Regions from separate parts of the Homo sapiens genome. Here region 1 is linked to region 2. A link is an interaction called in ENCODE POLR2A ChIA-PET data of the cell type or tissue named here. Cell type or tissue: PC-9. All regions are shown on one strand. Links, peaks and the distances in the headings refer to the core of each region. The heading gives the core; the rest is flanking DNA.

The links. Peaks named below come from ENCODE experiments on the same cell type or tissue, not always from the same donor. Only the 100,000 strongest peaks of a DNase experiment are listed, where the experiment ranks them.
Region 1: POLR2A ChIA-PET joins it to region 2 with 11 read pairs; 5 of 35 experiments call an interaction of 5 or more read pairs at or near these places.

What each region holds. Positions count from the first base shown.
Region 1 is chr12:14,944,855-14,950,841 of GRCh38, forward strand. It overlaps ARHGDIB (Rho GDP dissociation inhibitor beta), which reads right to left. Exons shown (of 6, transcript NM_001175.7): 2 at 5,678-5,870; 3 at 4,948-5,031; 4 at 3,019-3,095. The coding sequence starts at 5,858. Among named protein-coding and RNA genes, the nearest start is that of ERP27, 9.3 kb to the left of the region's middle. RefSeq lists enhancers at 4,214-4,423, 5,593-5,987. In PC-9, for the core only: no CTCF peak of the experiment used is centred there; no DNase peak of the experiment used is centred there; H3K27ac peaks cover 863 bases.
Region 2 is chr12:14,863,692-14,875,134 of GRCh38, forward strand. No RefSeq gene overlaps it. Among named protein-coding and RNA genes, the nearest start is that of MGP, 16 kb to the right of the region's middle. In PC-9, for the core only: no CTCF peak of the experiment used is centred there; a DNase peak (open chromatin) is centred at 5,410; H3K27ac peaks cover 306 bases.

The DNA of each region.
Region 1 (5,987 bases), core at 1-5,000, 78 kb after region 2:
AACCAAGATGTTCAGATTAAGAGGGTCTTTCATTTTTTCTCATCTTTCATGCTGATCCTGCCTAGCTGAATCGTCTCTGACAATGAAAAAACTAAAGATTTAGTTCAGAATTGGTGTTTCTATAATTATTTAGCATGGCTGTGAGGCAAAGATTAGAGAGGGGAAATCATAAAATGCAACATTGCCAAACTGGTTTAATTATCGAACATTTTGATTTTTACCGTTTTGGGAGAGAGGAGTGGTTCATTAAAACATTGGCCCAATATTCTTCATTGTATTTCTCCTTTCTCAATGGTCCCAAGAATGGCCTTGAGCTTTCCCTCTCCAATACTGCTGACCAAGAGACCATCCTTGTCTTAGGAAAAGTTATGAAGATACCAATAGAGCACATTATGTAAATATCTAAAAACCACAACCTCAGAGATGATCCACTTACCATATAAAAAACAAACAACAAGGAGGAAAGTGAAAATTCATGTCTAGAAGATGGCTGTGACTGCAATATAACTGAAATAATGGGTGAAATTCACTTGTATCTGGCAAGTATGTTGGATGTCTGTCATTTTCAGACGTTGTCTGAGATCTTGCTATTTTCCCAAGCCTTTCAAAGAAAATTCAGTAACGCAGAATGAAAATGTGGACAGCCCAAGAACTTTGTTTTTCCATGATTCATTTCACCTGGGACTGACCTGGGTTGTCTGTTAATTTTACACAGTCGTTATGTCTATACAAACAAATTAAAGTGGACATTGCATCATTAGCCGAAGAGCTTGGTTATCTGTTCACCAATGTGAAGAATTAAAGCATCTTCAAATAATTTTTCTTCAACAATAATTATGGCTGTCCTTTTGTGTTGGACACAATAGTTCAACCAATCAACCAGTGCTATCTTTTGTTTTGTTGGCAGGGAGGTGGCAGAGCAGTGAACTCTGCCAGCTTAGATTCTTGACTGTCACAGGGTAAATCTGTAGTATAAACCTATGAAAAGCTGTCAGAAAAAAAATTAGCATCATCAAAGAGACTGTGATAAAGCCCAGGCTTTCTAATACTGTGAGTCTCAAATGTAGCTCATAGGAATAGGGAAAATAAATGCACCTTTCTAGATGTCCCGAAGCTTATCCCTTTCACCTAGTGGGAGAAAGACCTAAGAAGAAGAATTATATTGGTGTAGCAATAAGGACTTCAAGACAAAGAGTCTACCATCTCACCAGCGCTCTTCAGTGGGTCCATTTAATATAAATACATTTGGGGTGGGTGAAATAAAACTATGAATATTCATAGAATCCTCTTCTTCTGCCCACATCCCCATCCCTATTGTGTCTCCCACTCCAGGGGGAAGAAGCCTTGGTGTTATGAATCAAAGTGAGAGCTGTGGAAGTCAGAGATACCACATTTCCTTGGGAGGCAGAAAAAAAGTTGGGAAGAACCTAAAATAACAATCGTAGGTCAGGTTTTTAGAAAGTGCTAAGAAGTTTGGGAGGAGAAAAAGAACATTGAGTGCAACTAACAGAGATTGTGAAAGAGGACTTAACATGTGTTACTTGTGTTATAAATGCAAACTTTCTTGGACATTTTTCAAGAGACTTCAGTGAAGATTTAAGTTGTTTTTCAAGGATTTTTGACTTTGATCTGGCATTTCTTCTAATTGTAGCACCATGCTGGGACAAGCCACAGGATGGTTCAACTTTACGTAGGTTACCCAGAGAGCCATCAAACCTCTGAATTAGAGAGTACTCAAAAGCCCCTTTCTGTGGCCTCCTCCTGCATCATCCTAATGTGTAAACCTGTCCACACAGACCCACATACCACATTCCTCCTCCACCTCCCCATCCAGAGGAGAAGCCCCTGTTCCAGAGCTTTCCTTTGCATCTTAGTCACGTCAAAATTTACCTGTCACATTTCATTTGAGGAAACCTGGTTTACCAAATAGACAAATTAATGCAATAGCATCAATGATTAAAAATGAAACTGATGTGCAACCCATTCTAGGCATATTTTGATATAATGCCTTACCAAACCTTCAGGTGCTCCAATAATAAATAATATGACAGGAAACAAGTAAGTGAACCCTAGCTCAGTGTCCATTATAGAGTAGGCATCAACAAATATTTCCAGGATGAAATTATTTTCAGTTATATTTGTATGGGGTAGGGAGGTCATCCATAAACCCTGAATCATATCCTGTACCTTGGGGAAAAAAGTTCCCAGTGTGCAAATAGAGAGAGCAGATGGAGTCTTCCTTGGTGGAGCCCAGGCCCTGGAGACTGAGGCTAAGTGGGAATGAGAGGCCACCAAAGCAAACATAAACCACGAAGTGCAAACACTGCATTTCTAACTTATTTGTTTTCAAAGTCAAAGTTATTTTTCTTGTGATTTTGGCTGCTCATTGGGATATATGGCTCATTGGGATATATTAGATGTCAGTTTATTTCTTATTTAGTTTCCTCTTTCCTGGTTACCTGTTCCACAACTATAATTGTAATTTCCAGTTCTTTAGCAAAGATCACACTTCCTGGATTTATATAATCCTTGAGCAATTAGAGCTGAGGCCCTGTCCCATTTTCTTTTCCTATTGGTTGATTCACTTGTTTGTCCACTTTTCAATATATATTCATGAACTATATGCTATTTACAAAGTTTTGTGTGAAATATTGGAAAGGAGAGATGTACAATTTCACCCTAGATTGAGGTGCTTATATTCTATGAAGAAGAAATGACACAGGTGGTACAACACAAAGCAGTGTGTGCCTCGAGGATGTGTTTGGAGTTCACAGAGGGATCCCATTGGCTTAAGAGATAATGAAGAGTTTAAGAAGTCCTGGCTAGGAAAAGACAGGAGGCAAACGTGGGTCTCAACAGGTAGCCCTCAGGGCTGGGAAGAGGACATTCCAGACCCAGCTTGGGGGTACTAGGGGAGAAACAAACAAAAAGTACCTCAACATGATCATGCAAGAAATGTAGTCACTGATTAAAGAAAAGATTTAAACTTTACAAAAACACACAAGGCAGGATACTTACTTTGAAGTGAATTTTGACTCTATATTCAGAACCTTCCTTTAACACAATGGTTTCCTTTTTGAGGGCTTCCAGATCTCCTGTAGAAGAAGATTTAGAGAGAGTTTATCCTCAAAAGCAGATACACAAGTTAATAAATGACTTTTAAGTCCCGGAAAAATTTGTTGGGCCCACGAGGGCAACATGGTTCACAGGGCCCTCAATTCACAGAGTATTTGAGTTTAGTCCTTGCACACACACACACACACACACACACACACACACACACTTAATGCCTGAAATCTTACAGCTCTGTTATGAAAAACATGAGAGTTTCCCTGCCCCCAAGTTTGATGACAATGCTAAAAATACACAAGACATTACAAATAATGAGTTGTGAAGATAAATCTTTTTTTGGTCCATTTATTCTCTCATTGAGAATTATATTACTGGTCAAATGAAGAGGTTATTAAAGAATATGCCCCTTACCCCTCAAATAAAACATATAAGAAAAATAGTATTTAGGAGTGTCAGCTATTTGTTTTTATAGATTTGGTGATGTTTGTGGCATTTTCTAGCTTTTAAAATTCTACTTGTTTTTATTCATTTTATCACTTTAAGAAAATGTTCACCTTTGTGTTTACTCTTGTATTTTCATTTGCAATTTCATACTATTTTTCTTAAGGAATATCACTGAAGTTATAAAAGCTTCAGGTTCCATAAAACCAGGATCTGTCCCAAATTCCTGTACCCTGATTAAGGAGGTAATCACTCTCTATGCTTTTCTTCATGCATAGCAGCTTGTTAGTGACAGAAAACCCAATTTGGTTTTCCTCTGCTGGGAAAGGGGACAGAGACCAAGTTTTCCTTGCAATACTACCAGGTCCTGCTGAAGAGAACAGATTTCTTTAGCGCTAATTCAGACCTTATCTTGCAAACTGGCAGCTGTACCTGGTAATATTAGGAAGACTCTGAGTTCTGGTGAGAGAGCGTGAGTTTCTCTCCTGGAGAGATGTCAGCATGTCGGGGTAGCTGAATGTGTGTGTGTGCCTGCTCTAATGATTTCAGTTGAACAGGAAGTGTGCCTTCTCAGCCTCTGATTTCCTCCCTCTGACAAAAAAGCCCATATAAGGTAAAGACTGGCTGTGTCCTGTGAGAGGGGAACTACTCTGCTGCTAACTAAGCCAACTGTTCTAGACTTGTGCTTTGTCTGTCTCACAAGAGTCCAATTTTTTCATTTGGTAACTATTTTTTTTTTCCACTAAAAACTTGCCTTTGAAGGCCCCAATCTCCTGGCTCCGTGCTTCTCCTCTCATATCCCCTCTGATGCCCATTTCCTCCACAATAACCCCCTTCCCAGTCTCTCTCCTCCTCAAGCCCTAAGTCTCAGGGAAAGGCTTGACCCTTAGTTACAATAAGGTGAAAGAAAATAACATCTTAATTTGTACGCCTTTAGTAGGAGACGTTGTTTATTTAACAAGAATCAGAGTTTCAAGCTAAAACAATTCAATCTATAGCAGTGGAATTTCTAGTATAATTCCGGATTGCTTCTCACCTTCCAGTAAGTTTTGTAGTGGATAGAAGATCAATACTTTGATGTTTAGACTGTATAAACCTTATAACTTCAGAAGCACACAATTTGTTTCTTAATATTTCCATCAGCAGTCTTTATTGCATAAATAACAATTCTCTTACTATCATGTGGAGACAAAAATCTGTAAATATATCAAATGTGTATGCCTGCACTCTCTTCAATTAAATAGAGATAAAGATTGGGCTTTTCATGAAACATGGTAAATACTGTGCACTCTAAGAGCAATGATTTGTTAACTGGTCCTAGCATATATATCTCTCTGATTCACCAGTTTTCTTCTGTTGGAACAGGAGACAGAGACCAAGTTTTCTTTGTGATATCTTAGGCCCCCTTTGAACAGTACAGATGTGTCTACATACCAGTAAGGTCCATGGTGATTGGTCCCGGGGCACTCTCACAAACCAGGGTGAGCCGGGTGACAACGACATTGGGGGCTTTCGGATCTGCAGGATCGAAAGGGAATGTAAGTACCAAGAAGAGACATGTGTATAGTGGGTGTGTGCATTTCAAGTGGGAGACAGAGAGTATGAAAATAAAAGTGATCTTTCTATCTGGAGTAGAAATAGAAATGGATGTGGCAGGTTTGCTATGCTTGGTCTTGATGGCCTTGTAAATTACAGCAAAGTTATTTCTGCTTTAGGCACTTGTAGGTCCATCTAATTATTGACATCCAACATTTCCTGAATGGCTATGGGTCAGGTACTCTGCTAATTGGGCACTGTCCATTTATATCTCTGGGCCATGTCTTGTTCTGCCGCGGTGTATGTGGAAGAGATGAACGGTTAGGTAAGGACTGAGAAAGAGAGAAAATGGAGAGAGAGAAATACAATTCTAAGTGGTAGCCTGGAATTCTTTCTAAATCCCCTCTGTGTGTTATGTGTGCCTATCTCACTGCTGACTTGCATCTTATCTCTTAAGAAGACTTAATTATACAGTTCATAACTTTAATCAGCATATATAAATTGTGCCTCGCTCACTTTTTCCTGGAAGCAGTTGGTCCTCTTCCCTTTGCTGCTGCTCCTGAGCAGCCAAAATGTCTTCTTCCCTCTCAGCGATCTTCCACCCACCCTGTTCTCTGTACACACATACCTGTCACCACAGGACCATCTCCCAGCAGCGTTTTCTTGTACTTAATTAGACTCTCATCATCTTTGTCCATTTCCTGCAGCTCTTTCAGGGACTTCTGTGGTGGAGGCTTATAATTGAGCTTGCTGTCCAGCTCATCATCGTCATCCTCCTCCACATGTGGCTCTGGGGCTTTTTCAGTCATTCTGATCTATTTCTGGGAGACAGAATGACAGCCCGTTAGTCAACAAGTCATGAATATAAAAGATGTTAGTGGGGCTGCTGTTAGCAGCCTCCTTACCCTCATGGACTTCTCTGATCATCAGTCACTTTC
Region 2 (11,443 bases), core at 2,882-7,881:
GATGAAGCTGACTTGATCGTGGTGGATAAGCTTTTTGATGTGCTGCTGGATTTGGTTTGCCAGTATTTTATTGAGGACTTTCGCATCAATGTTCATCAGGGATATTGGTCTAAAATTCTCTTTTTTGTTGTGTCTCTGCCAGGCTTTGGTATTGGGATGATGCTGGCTTCTTAAAGTGAGTTAGGGAGGATTCTCTCTTTTTCTATTGATTGGAATAGTTTCAGAAGGAATGGTACCAGCTCCTCTTTGTACCTCTGGTAGAATTCAGTTGTGAATCCATCTGGTCTTGGACTTTTTTTGGTTGGTAGGCTATTAATTATTGGAACCTGTTATTGGTCTATTCAGAGATTCACTTTCTTCCTGGTTTAGTCTTGGGAGGGTGTATGTGTCCAGGAATTTATCCATTACTTCTAGATTTTCTAGTTTATTTGTATAGAGGTGTTTATAGTATTCTCTGATGGTAGTTTGTATTTCTGTGGGATTTGTGGTGATATCCCCTTTATCATTTTTTATTGTGTCTATTTGTTTCTTCTCTCTTTTCTTCTTTATTAGTCTTGCTAGTGGTCTGTCCATTTTGTTGATCTATTCAAAAAACCAGCCCCTGGATTCATTGATTTTTTTGAAGTGTTTTTTGTGTCTCTGTCTCCTTCAGTTCTGCTCTGATCTTAGTAATTTCTTGCCTTCTGCTAGCTTTTGAATGTGTTTGCTCTTGCTTCTCTAGTTCTTTTAATTGTGATGTTAGGGTGTCGATTTTAGATCTTTCCTGCTTTCTCTTGTGGGCATTTAGTGCTATAAATTTCCCTCTACACACTGCTTTCATTGTATCCCAGAGATTCTGGTATGTTGTGTCTTTGTTCTCATTGGTTTCAATGAACATCTTTATTTCTGCCTTCATTTCATTATTTCCCCAGTAGTCATTCAGGAGCACGTTGTTCAGTTTCCATGTAGTTATGCAGTTTTGAGTGATTTTCTTAATCCCGAGTTCTAATTTGATTGCTCTGTGGTCTGAGAGACAGTTTGTTGTGATTTCTGTTCTTTTACATTTGCTGAAGAGGGCTTTACTGCCAACTGTGTGGTCAATTTTGGAATAAGTGCGATGTGGTGCTGAGAAGAATGTATATTCTATTGATTTGGGGTGGAAAGTTCTGTAGATGTCTACTAGGTATGCTTGTTGCAGAGCTGAGTTCAAGTCCTGGATATCTTTGTTAACCTTCTGTCTCGTAGATCTGTCTAATATTGACAGTGGGGTGTTAAACTCTCCCATTATTATTGTGTGGGAATCTAAGTCTCTTTGTAGGTCTCTAAAGATTTGCTTTATGAATCTGGCTGCTCCTGTATTGGGTGCATATACATTTAGGATAGTTAGCTCTTCTTGTTGAATTGATCCCTTTACCATTATGTAATGGCCTTGTCTCTTTTGATCTTTGTTGGTTTAAAGTCTGCTTTATCAGAGACTAGGATTGCAACCCCTGCTATTTTTGCTTTCCATTTGCTTGGTAGATCTTCCTCCATCCCTTTATTTTGAGCCTATGTGTGTCTCTGCACAGGAGATGGATTTCCTGAATACAGCACACTGATGGGTCTTAACTCTTTATCCAATTTGCCAGTCTCTGTCTTTTAATTGGGGCATTTAGTCCATTTACATATAAGGTTAATATTGTTATGTGTGAATTTGATCCTGTCATTATGATGTTAGCTGGTTATTTTGCCCATTAGTTGATGCAGTTTTGTCCTATCATTGATGGTCTTTACAATTTGGCATGTTTTTGCAGTGGCTGGTACCAGTTGTTCCTTTCCATTTTTAGTGCCTCCTTCAGGGGCTCTTGTAAGGCAGGCCTGGTGGTGACAAAATCTCTCAGCATTTGCTTGTCTGTAAAGGATTTTATTTCTCCTTCACTTATGAAGCTTAGTTTGGCTGGATATGAAATTCTGGGTTGAAAATTCTTTCTTTAAGAATGTTGAATATTGGCCCCTCCTCTCTTCTGGCTTGTAGAGTTTCTGCCGAGATATCCGCTGTTAGTCTGATGGGCTTCCCTTTGTGGGTAACCTGACCTTTCTCTCTGGCTGCCCTTAACATTTTTTCCTTCATTTCAACCTCGGTGAATCTGACAATTACGTGTCTTGGGGTTGCTCTTCTTGAGGAGTATCTTTGTAGTGTTCTCTGTATTTCCTGAATTTGAATGTTGGCCTTCCTTGCTAGGTTGGGGAAGTTCTGGATAATAACCTGAAGAGTGTTTTTCAACTTGGTTCCATTTTCCCCGTCACTTTCAGGTACACCAGTCAGACATAGATTTGGTCTTTTCACTTTGTCCCATATTTCTTGGAGGCTTTGTTCGTTTCTTTTTACTCTTTTTCTCTAAACTTCTCTTCTCACTTTATTTCATTAATTTGATCTTCAATCACTGATACCCTTTCTTCCACTTGATCGAATCAGCTATTGAAGCTTGTGCATGTGTCACGTAGATCTCGTGCCATGGTTTTCAGCTCCATCTTGTCATTTAAGGTCTTCTCTGCACTGTTTATTCTAGCTAGCCATTCATCTAATCTTTTTTCAAGGTTTTTAGCTTCCATGTGATGGGTTCAAACATCCTCCTTTAGCTTGGAGAAGTTTGTTATTACCAACCTTCTGAAGCTTACTTCTGTCAGCTCGTCAAATTCATTCTCCGTCCTGCTTTGTTCCATTGCTGGTGAGGAGCTGTGATCCTTTGGAGGAGAAGAGGCACTCCAGTTTTTAGAATTTTCAGCTTTTCTGCTCTGGTTTCTCCCCATCTTTGTGGTTTTATCTACCTTTGGTCTTTGATGGTGGTGACCTACAGATGGGGTTTTGGTGTGGATGTCCTTTTTGTTGATGTTGATGCTAGTCCTTTCTGTTTGTTAGTTTTTCTTCTAACAGTTAGGCCCCTCAGCTGCAGGTCTGTCGGAGTGTGCTGGGGTTCCACTCCAGACCGTGTTTGCCTGGGTATCACCAGTGGAGGCTGCAGAACAGCAAATATTGCAGAACAGCAAATATTGCTGCCTGATCCTTCCTCTGGAAGCTTTGTCCCAGAGGGGCACCTGCCTGTATTAGGTGTCAGTCGGCCCCTACTGGGAGGTGTCTCCCAGATAGGCTACACGAGGGTCAGGGACCCACTTGAGGAGGCAGTCTGTCCATTCTCCAAGCTCAAACACTGTGCTGAGAGAACCACTGCTCTCTTCAGAGCTGTCAGACAGGGATGTTTAAGTCTGCAGAAGTTTCTGCTGTCTTTTATTCAGCTATGCCCTGCCCCCAGAGGTGGCGTCTACCTTGCTGAGCTGCAGAGGGCTCCACCCAGTTCCAGCTTCCCCTGGCCGCCTTGTTTACCTACTCAAGCCTCAGCAATGGCGGATGCCCCTCCCCCTGCCAGGCTGCTGCCTTGCAGGTCGATCTCAGATTGCTGCACTAGCAGTGAGCAAGGCTCCATGGGCGTGGGAGCCTCTGAGCCAGGCATGGGATATAATCTCCTGGTGTGCCATTTGCTAAGACCATTGGAAAAGCGCAGTATTTGGGCAGGAGTATCCCGTTTTTCCAGATACTATTTGTTGTGGCTTCCCTTGGCTAGGAAAGGGAAATCCCCTGACCCCTTGCACTTCCTGGGTGAGGCGATAACCGGCCCTGCTTCATCTCACCCTCCATGGGCTGCACCCACTGTCCAACCAGTCCCAATGAGATGAACCAGGTACCTCAGTTGGAAATGCAGAAATCACCCATCTTCTGCATCAATCACGCTGGGAGTTGCAGACTGGAGCTGTTCCTACTTGGCCATCTTGGAACAGAATCTGGAAATTCTTTTCTTTAAGAATGTGGAATATTGGCCCCTAATCTCTTCTGGCTTGTAGGGTTTCTACTGAGAGGTCTGCTGTTAGTCTGATGGGCTTCCTTTCGTTAGGTGACCAAGCCTTTCTGTCTGGCTGCCCTTAACATTTTTTTCTTTCATTTTGACCTTGGAGAATCTGATGATTATGTGTCTTGGGGATTATCTTGTAAAGTATCTTACCAGGGTTATCTGCATTTCCTGAATTTGAATGTTGGCCTGTGTAGCTAGATTGCAGAAGTTCTCTGGGATGATACCCTGAAGTATGTTTTCCAAATTGATTCCAGCCTCTGCATCTCTTTTTGGTACCCAAATCTGTCATAGATTTAGTCTCTTTACGTAATCCCATATTGGAGGTTTCGTTCATTCCTTTTTCACTATTCTTGTCTGTCTGTAATTTCAGAAAGACAGTCTTCAAGCTCTGAGATTCTTTCCTCTGCTTGGTCTATTCTGCTATTAATACTTTGAATTGCATTGTGAAGTTCTTGTAGTGTGTTTTTTGGCTTTATAAGGTCGATTATGTTTCTCTCTATACTGGTTATTTTGGCTGTCTACTCCTGCATTGTTTTATCATGTTTCTTAGCTTCTTTGCATTGGGTTACAACATGCTCCTTTAGTTCAGCGAAGTTTGTTTGCTTGTTTTCATCCACATTCTGAAGACTACTTTTGTCATTTCAGCCATCTCAGCCTCAGCCCAGTTCTGAACCCTTGCTGGAGAGGTGTTGTGGTCATTTGGAGGAAAGGGGGCACTCTGGTTTTTTGAGTTTTCATTGTTTTTGCATTGATACTTTCTCATCTTTGTGGGCTTATCTACTTTTGATCTTTAAGGTTGCTCACCTTTGGATGGGTTCTTTTGTGTTTTCTTTTGTTGTTGTTATTGTTGTTTTTTCTTTGTTTGTTTTTCTTTTAACAGCCTGGCCATTCTTCTGTAGGGCTGCTGTGTTTGGCTGGGGGTCCAATCCAGACCCTAGTCACCTCGGTTTTTCTAGTACCTGAAGGTATCATCAGTGAATGCTGCAAAACAGCAAAGATGGCAGCCTGCCCCTCTCTCTGGGAGCTCTGCCCTGAGGGCTACTGACCTGTTGCTGGCCTAAACATGCCTGTACAAGGTGGCTGGAGACCCTGGTTGGGGTCACTAGGAACGAGATCAGGGACCTGCTTAAAGTATCAGTCTGGCTGCTTTTTGGTAGAGCAGCTGTGCTATGTTGAGGATCCCTTCAGCCCCCAATCCAAGGTCTGCAGGGTGGACTAGCTGAGATGCCCAAACAGCAAAGGTGGTGGCCTGCCCCATCTCGTGGGCTCCCCCATTCCAGGGAGAAATTAGAACTCTGTTGGTCATAGAACATGGGCAGGGGTGGCCTGGGGCCCCAGCTGGGAGGACCTGCCCAGCAAGGAGGAATGGATCCTGCCCCCTTTTATAGAAGCAGTCTGGCCACACCTTAACAAGACAGTCATGGAGTCCTGGGGACCCATCCCCGGCCATGTCAGCTTGGACTCACCAAAGCCCACAGGCTGGAATGGCTGAGTCACCCAAACAGCAAAGATGGTGACCTGCTCCTCCCCCTGGGCACCCATCCCAGGGAGAAATCAGACCTCTGTCCTTAGAGCAGGGTAGCCAGAGGCCCTGACTGGGAGGACCTGCCCTGCAAGGAGGAGTGGATTGGGTTCCTGTTTGAAGAAACAGTCTGACTACACCTTGACAAAAGAGCTCTGCCATGCTGGGGAGCTGCCTCTGTGCTGGTCAACTTGCACTCTCCACACCCTGCAGGCTGGAGTGGCTTAGTTGTCCAAACAACCAAGGCGGTGGCCCACACCTCTCCCTCAGGGAGAGATCAGAACTCTGTCCATAGAAAATGGGCAGGAGTGGCCGAAGGTTCCAGATGGGAGGTCCTGCCCAGTGAGGAGGAATGTTTTGGGATACTGCTTAAAGAGGCAATCTGGGCACATTCTGGCAAAGCAGCTCTGCTGTGTTGGGGGGAATCTTTCCTTGTCCAGACCATTTGGATTTTCCAAAGCTCACAGGCTGGAATGGCTGAGTTGACCAAACAGCAGAGATGGTGGCCTGCCTCTGTCCTCCGGGTCTCTGACCCATCTCAGGCAGGCTCCACCCTGTTGCTAGTAGCTGGCTGGAATCCAAGCCAGTAGATCTTATCTTGTGAGGTACCGTGGAAGTGAGGCCCACAGACTGACACTGGCCCCCTGGATTCAGCTCCCTTCCTAGGGGTATATACAGGTCTCCTGCCTTGCTGAGGATCCCAAAGCCAGAGTAGGTAAAGCTCCTGGGTCTCTGTGTGTGCCTGAGCAGCTGCTGTGCTGAGACTCTACACAGCTCTGTGTGTCGGACCCAAGGCCCTGTGGTGTGGGCTCACAAGGGAATCTCTTGATTTGACAGTTGCAAAGATCTGTGGGAGAAGTCTGGTTTCTTGGGGTCACACAGTCACTCACTGCTTCCTGTGGCTGGGGATGGGGGTTCCCTTGGCTCTGTGTTGCTCTCAGGTGGGCTATCGCCCCACCCTGCTTTTCTATGTTCTCCATGGGTCAAGCTGTTTTCCTGATCAGCCTCACTGCGAGTACCTGGATATTTCAGTTGGAGGTGTGGTATTCACTTGCTCCTTTCTTTCCTCTTTGTGAGAGCCAGGTACCACAGCTGCTTCTAATTGGCCATCTCTGCCCTCTCCCCATCAGCTTCATTTCCGGTACATCACACAAACCATAGCAAAATAAAATGTGTAATACATGCTTGTATTAGTTTAATTACACTTAAGATTATGAGTCACAGAGACGCTTAGAAAATAATAGAAACTCCTTTCTTTCCTTTATTGTCAAACTCTTAGTTACCTATCTGCTTCTGACCACATTTAATTCACAGCTATGGTTTCGATAAGACCTAAAGAATTAAATCAGTTGTCCAAAAAAGAAATTCCAAGCCCTAAATATGCCTACCTCAAATATATGTTATCTGTGCATATTAAGGAAGAGTCAAGATGGAGGCTTAAAATGCTAGATAGTTGCTCCTTACTTAAAGTTTTTTATGTGACTACTCACCTATCTAATAACACAGTTATAATCATCTTATTTGCCTACTCTCACATGCCCATTCTGTCTTTCCTGGAGTGCCTAAATTCCTTCAGCCTGTTTCTGTATCTTAACCTACTGTCTAACCCTCTCCCTGTCCTGAGTGGAAGGGGCTAACAACTGTTTTTATGAACAGAAGTATTGGATCTGTGTATTTCTCTCATTTAGGCATAGGTAACAATTATAGGATTTTAAGGTTTGAAGTTTCATTTGGCCTGACCATCCTTTCCAGGAATTCCCTTTTCTTTGTCCCTGTCAAGTGGCGTTTCCCCTTGTTTAAATGTGTCCTGTGATGATAAGCTTACTCCAGCAGACATTTTCAAATGGAACTTCTGTCTTAGATTTTTCATTCGTTGAACCAAAATCTTTCTCCTTGTAATTTTTATCCTTTGTTCATAGTTCTACTCTTAGGGTAGTATACCTTTTTCCTTTCCACATGTTAGACCTCTGTAGGTTTGTACCTTGAGGCACACATGCCTTGTCTGCTTCAGATCAAATAGTTCATTTCTTTCACCATTTGTCATGGAGCTTAATTTTAAGCCCCTTTCCTTTTTGTATTTATTCTCTTCTAGATACAGTGCCCCTGGTCTCCAGAGTCCATCTCTGGGCTGTAAAATGGAGCCATGAAATGAGCAGGATATATATATGACCATACTAACTTAAGAGACACATGCACCTAAGCTTTCTAAAGGGAGAAGTGGGGTTACATGAGATTATGGTGTGAGAAAATGTTAAACAAATGAAAGGGTCTACTCTTCCAATTTTGGCCCTCTTTGGTTCCAGTGACTGGGGCACAAAGAGAAGACATGAAAAGAGATACTGAAAATCAGTCCCAATTAGGTTTAGAGAAGTACAAGTGGAGATGAAGGTGATTTACATTTCATGCCCTTTCAGGAAGGAGTAACCATTCTAATACATCCTTCTCAAAGAGTGCATGTTTAGTGGAACATCAGCCAATGATGACTTGTGGAAAAAAAGCAGAGTGTCACCATCAAATGGGGAACATCGAGAAGCCTTCATTTTAGTGCATCCACCCATCCTAACTTATTCTGCAGGTCGTTTTGCAGTTGAAGCCGTAAGGAAGGCAGTTTGTCATTTCTTTTTGAAAGCCCAGGTTTGTGTGTACCAGCATTAGCAAAGCCAGGAAAGCATCTTTGGTAGATACACTAACTGTGCTACAGGGTGGCCTCTCATGAAAGATCCTGGAAACCTAGAGGCTTATGAATATGGATACTAGAAAAACATTGTAGACTTTGTAGGGCCAATTCTAGAGTTTGAATATCTAAAAACTCACTTTATCATATCAAGGTCTTTTTTAGCCTCTACAAGTAATATCTGTTTTTAACATGAAGGAAATAAATCATGCAATGTTTAAAATTGCAAGGTATGTGTATACCAGGCAGCACAGACCTAAATTATGACTTTGAAGTTTTCTCACTGCAACATTTACAAACCCAGTCCAGCTTGTGGAAAACCATGGACAGATTTTGGTTTGGCTCAGGGCCTTCTTTTCATCTTCCAGGTCACTGAGTGCAAAGGAAAAAAAAAAAACCCTGTAAATATTTTTGAAGCACAGGTTTATTTTTCCCTCTTGCAAAATTAAAATTGAATTATTTAATTTTATCCAAGGGAACTAATTTGTTCTAGACAAGAGGCCGACTCTCTACCACTCAAAAATGCTTTTTAGACTGATTTCATGTTACTTCTGTGACTTTTGACTTTGTGATTTCCATGGAAGTCTTATTAGAAAATGAAAGATGATTGCAAAGGAGGTTTTCATTCTCAACATGTTTTCTAGCATTAGGGTTGGGTCTTCTCTTTTCTATATGGTTTCAAGTCTGATCAGTTTGCACACATTGCTCTGTGTCCCTAGTCTTCCCTTTGCAAAAAGACTTTCCAAGCGTTTTACCTTTAGTAGCAAAGAGTGTGTTTAGATATTGACATTTGAGTTCCAGTGCTTGTTTTGCTTTTAGTGACTTTAACTTACCTGACTTTGTTCCCACACCTCTTGACTGCAGACAATACTGTTCCTACTCCCCATAGATGCAGTCAGAACCAGTGGAAATAAAGTGTCTATGTGACAGCACTAGAAGTACATACGTTTTTAAAAATGAGACGTTAACACTATACACCTGGGGCTGCTAGAGCAGAATCATGAGTAGAGTCTGTGTGAAGAATTGGGTGTTTACTGAGCTGGGTCAGAGGAGGGTTATACTTCACTGAGATTGTGTCTCCTCTTTCTCTCATTGCAAACACACATGTACACCCACACACCTCATCTCTATTCTAGGTCCAAGTCTGCAACTGACATTCTAGTGGTTAGGCCTAGTGTGCTTCTCCTTCAATCCAGTCCTGGACAAATGCAGGTTCTCCAGGAACTGGTAATTCTGAGGGGTCCAGATAAACTACACGTTTCTTTTCATTTGAGGAATCTCTCAGAAACCATGTCAGTCTGGGTCTATTTTTCCCTTACATTTGGTTGACAGCTTGAGAAACCTGGATTGCTGTTCAGCCAGCAAAGAACGTCTTTACGAGTTGGTAGCCTAGGTTGCTACTTTATAATATGATTTGAAAGGTACTTGAAGGCCCATGCTCCAAAGAATCTTGTTCCAGAGCTTGTTGGGCTAGCTTTAGGGTCACTATTTGATGCCAGTTTCTTTGGGTCAACATGGTTCTCTCCAAATTCCATTTTTACAAAGCAGACATTTCCTTGGGAAGACTAAGGCAGCTTGTTTTGGTCTGTAGGTGGGAAGGGAGTAGATAGAAAAAGAGACACTAGTGTTAAATTAAATGAAATTTGGCCTAAAGCTGCCTCCATATGTAGCAAACTGTAACCTAATATGTAACCATATGTAGCAAACTGTAACTTAATATGTAAATACACTGCAATGTAACTTGCAGTGAGTATATTCTTGTCATGACTGATTGAGTTTTGGCCAATCATAGCAGCTGAGCTTTCAGCCAATCAGGGCCTGTAAACTGCTTAGACATGTCCAAATGAGGCAAATGCAGAGCTGTCACCAATCAGGCTATTTCTGCACGTCACTTCCTTTTTCTGTCTATAAATACTGCCTGCTCATATTGCTGAATGGAGCTTTCTTAACCTTTACTGCTTCAGAATGCTGCCTGATTCATGAACTGTTTCTTTGCTCAAATAAACTCTGCTAAATTTAATTTGTCTAACTTTTTTTTTTCTAGAATGAGAAAGTCTGGATGATTAGACAAGATTTTTTTTTTTTTTTTTGGTTGTCATAGTTCTATACCAGACTGACCTGATGTCAGGCCCTCTATGCCAAAGCTCATGATACAACCTCCCTAACATGGACTCAAAGCTCTAGGGTGGGGAAGAGTGAGGAAGCCTGGCCTGGGAAGTCCTATAAATAGCATTGCATACAGGACACTGCATCTGATTCACTGTAAGCTTTTGATGAGCTTTCCTCTACCTTCTGTCCTTCTGGTCCAGTTAGCTGGTTTTATACTGGATAATATATTAGCTAATCATTTTGCATCACCTGGCAACTTGTTAGGCATTTTGAATAAGGGAACAGAGCTAGCAGGGCCAATTGACTGACCATACATAGTGCATGTGACAAATTTACTGGCTTCCTAAATCTGCATTGGGATTTCTGATATAGCAGACTAGACTAATGAGGACGCCTGTGAAACAGCAGTGAATACAATTAATTTTGAAGTGAATTTTAGTGCCGAGCACTTCTCCCTGGCACTGCCTTCCCAGGCCTTCCCTCACCTGGCCCTTTTGGCCTTTGCTGTTGATATATCTGTTTCTAATCCCTATTGGTTAACATATTTTATTCAAAGGCATACACAAAGGCATTGCCATCAAATTTTCAGGAGATTCATATCTCCAACAGATAGCTAATAAAATGAATGATGAAATTATCTCAACTATTGAATTCAACAAGATGACATTTAGATAGTGATAAAATACACTTTGCATTTAGATGATAAAATGTGCTCACAAGTACAGCATGGGGAAAGATGTGACTTGCTAGTGCTTTATGTTAAAAATACCTGAAGATTTTAACAAAGGCATTGGTGAGAAGCAACTATGAGAAAAGCAAATACAGTCTTAGATTCCTCATAGGTGCAACAAGACTTGGATCATGAACAGTCATAATTAGTTGCACTCTGAGACTATCAGAAAATGTGTTGTGCTTCACATTGGGTCCTGCAAGACAGACACTGATAAATTAGGATATAATCAGAAAAAGTTGCATGGGAGTGTGAAGGTATCTGAGCAACATATCCAATGTGGAAGACTGAAAAGAAGAGCAGAGAAATGAGTGAGTAGAATAGACTCATTCTGTTTCGTTTGAGAGAGAAGAATTAAGGCCAAAATGTTTAAATTTATTCAATATACAAAAACTAGGGCATCATGTGGCCTAGAGCGCTTCATAACACATGTTTGCAAGTACAAACTGAATGACCATCTGCTACATTGGCCACATCATATGGCATAGAGTAGGCATATGATAAATATTTGTTAAATGTTACATACACGTAGGTGGAATGCTAGG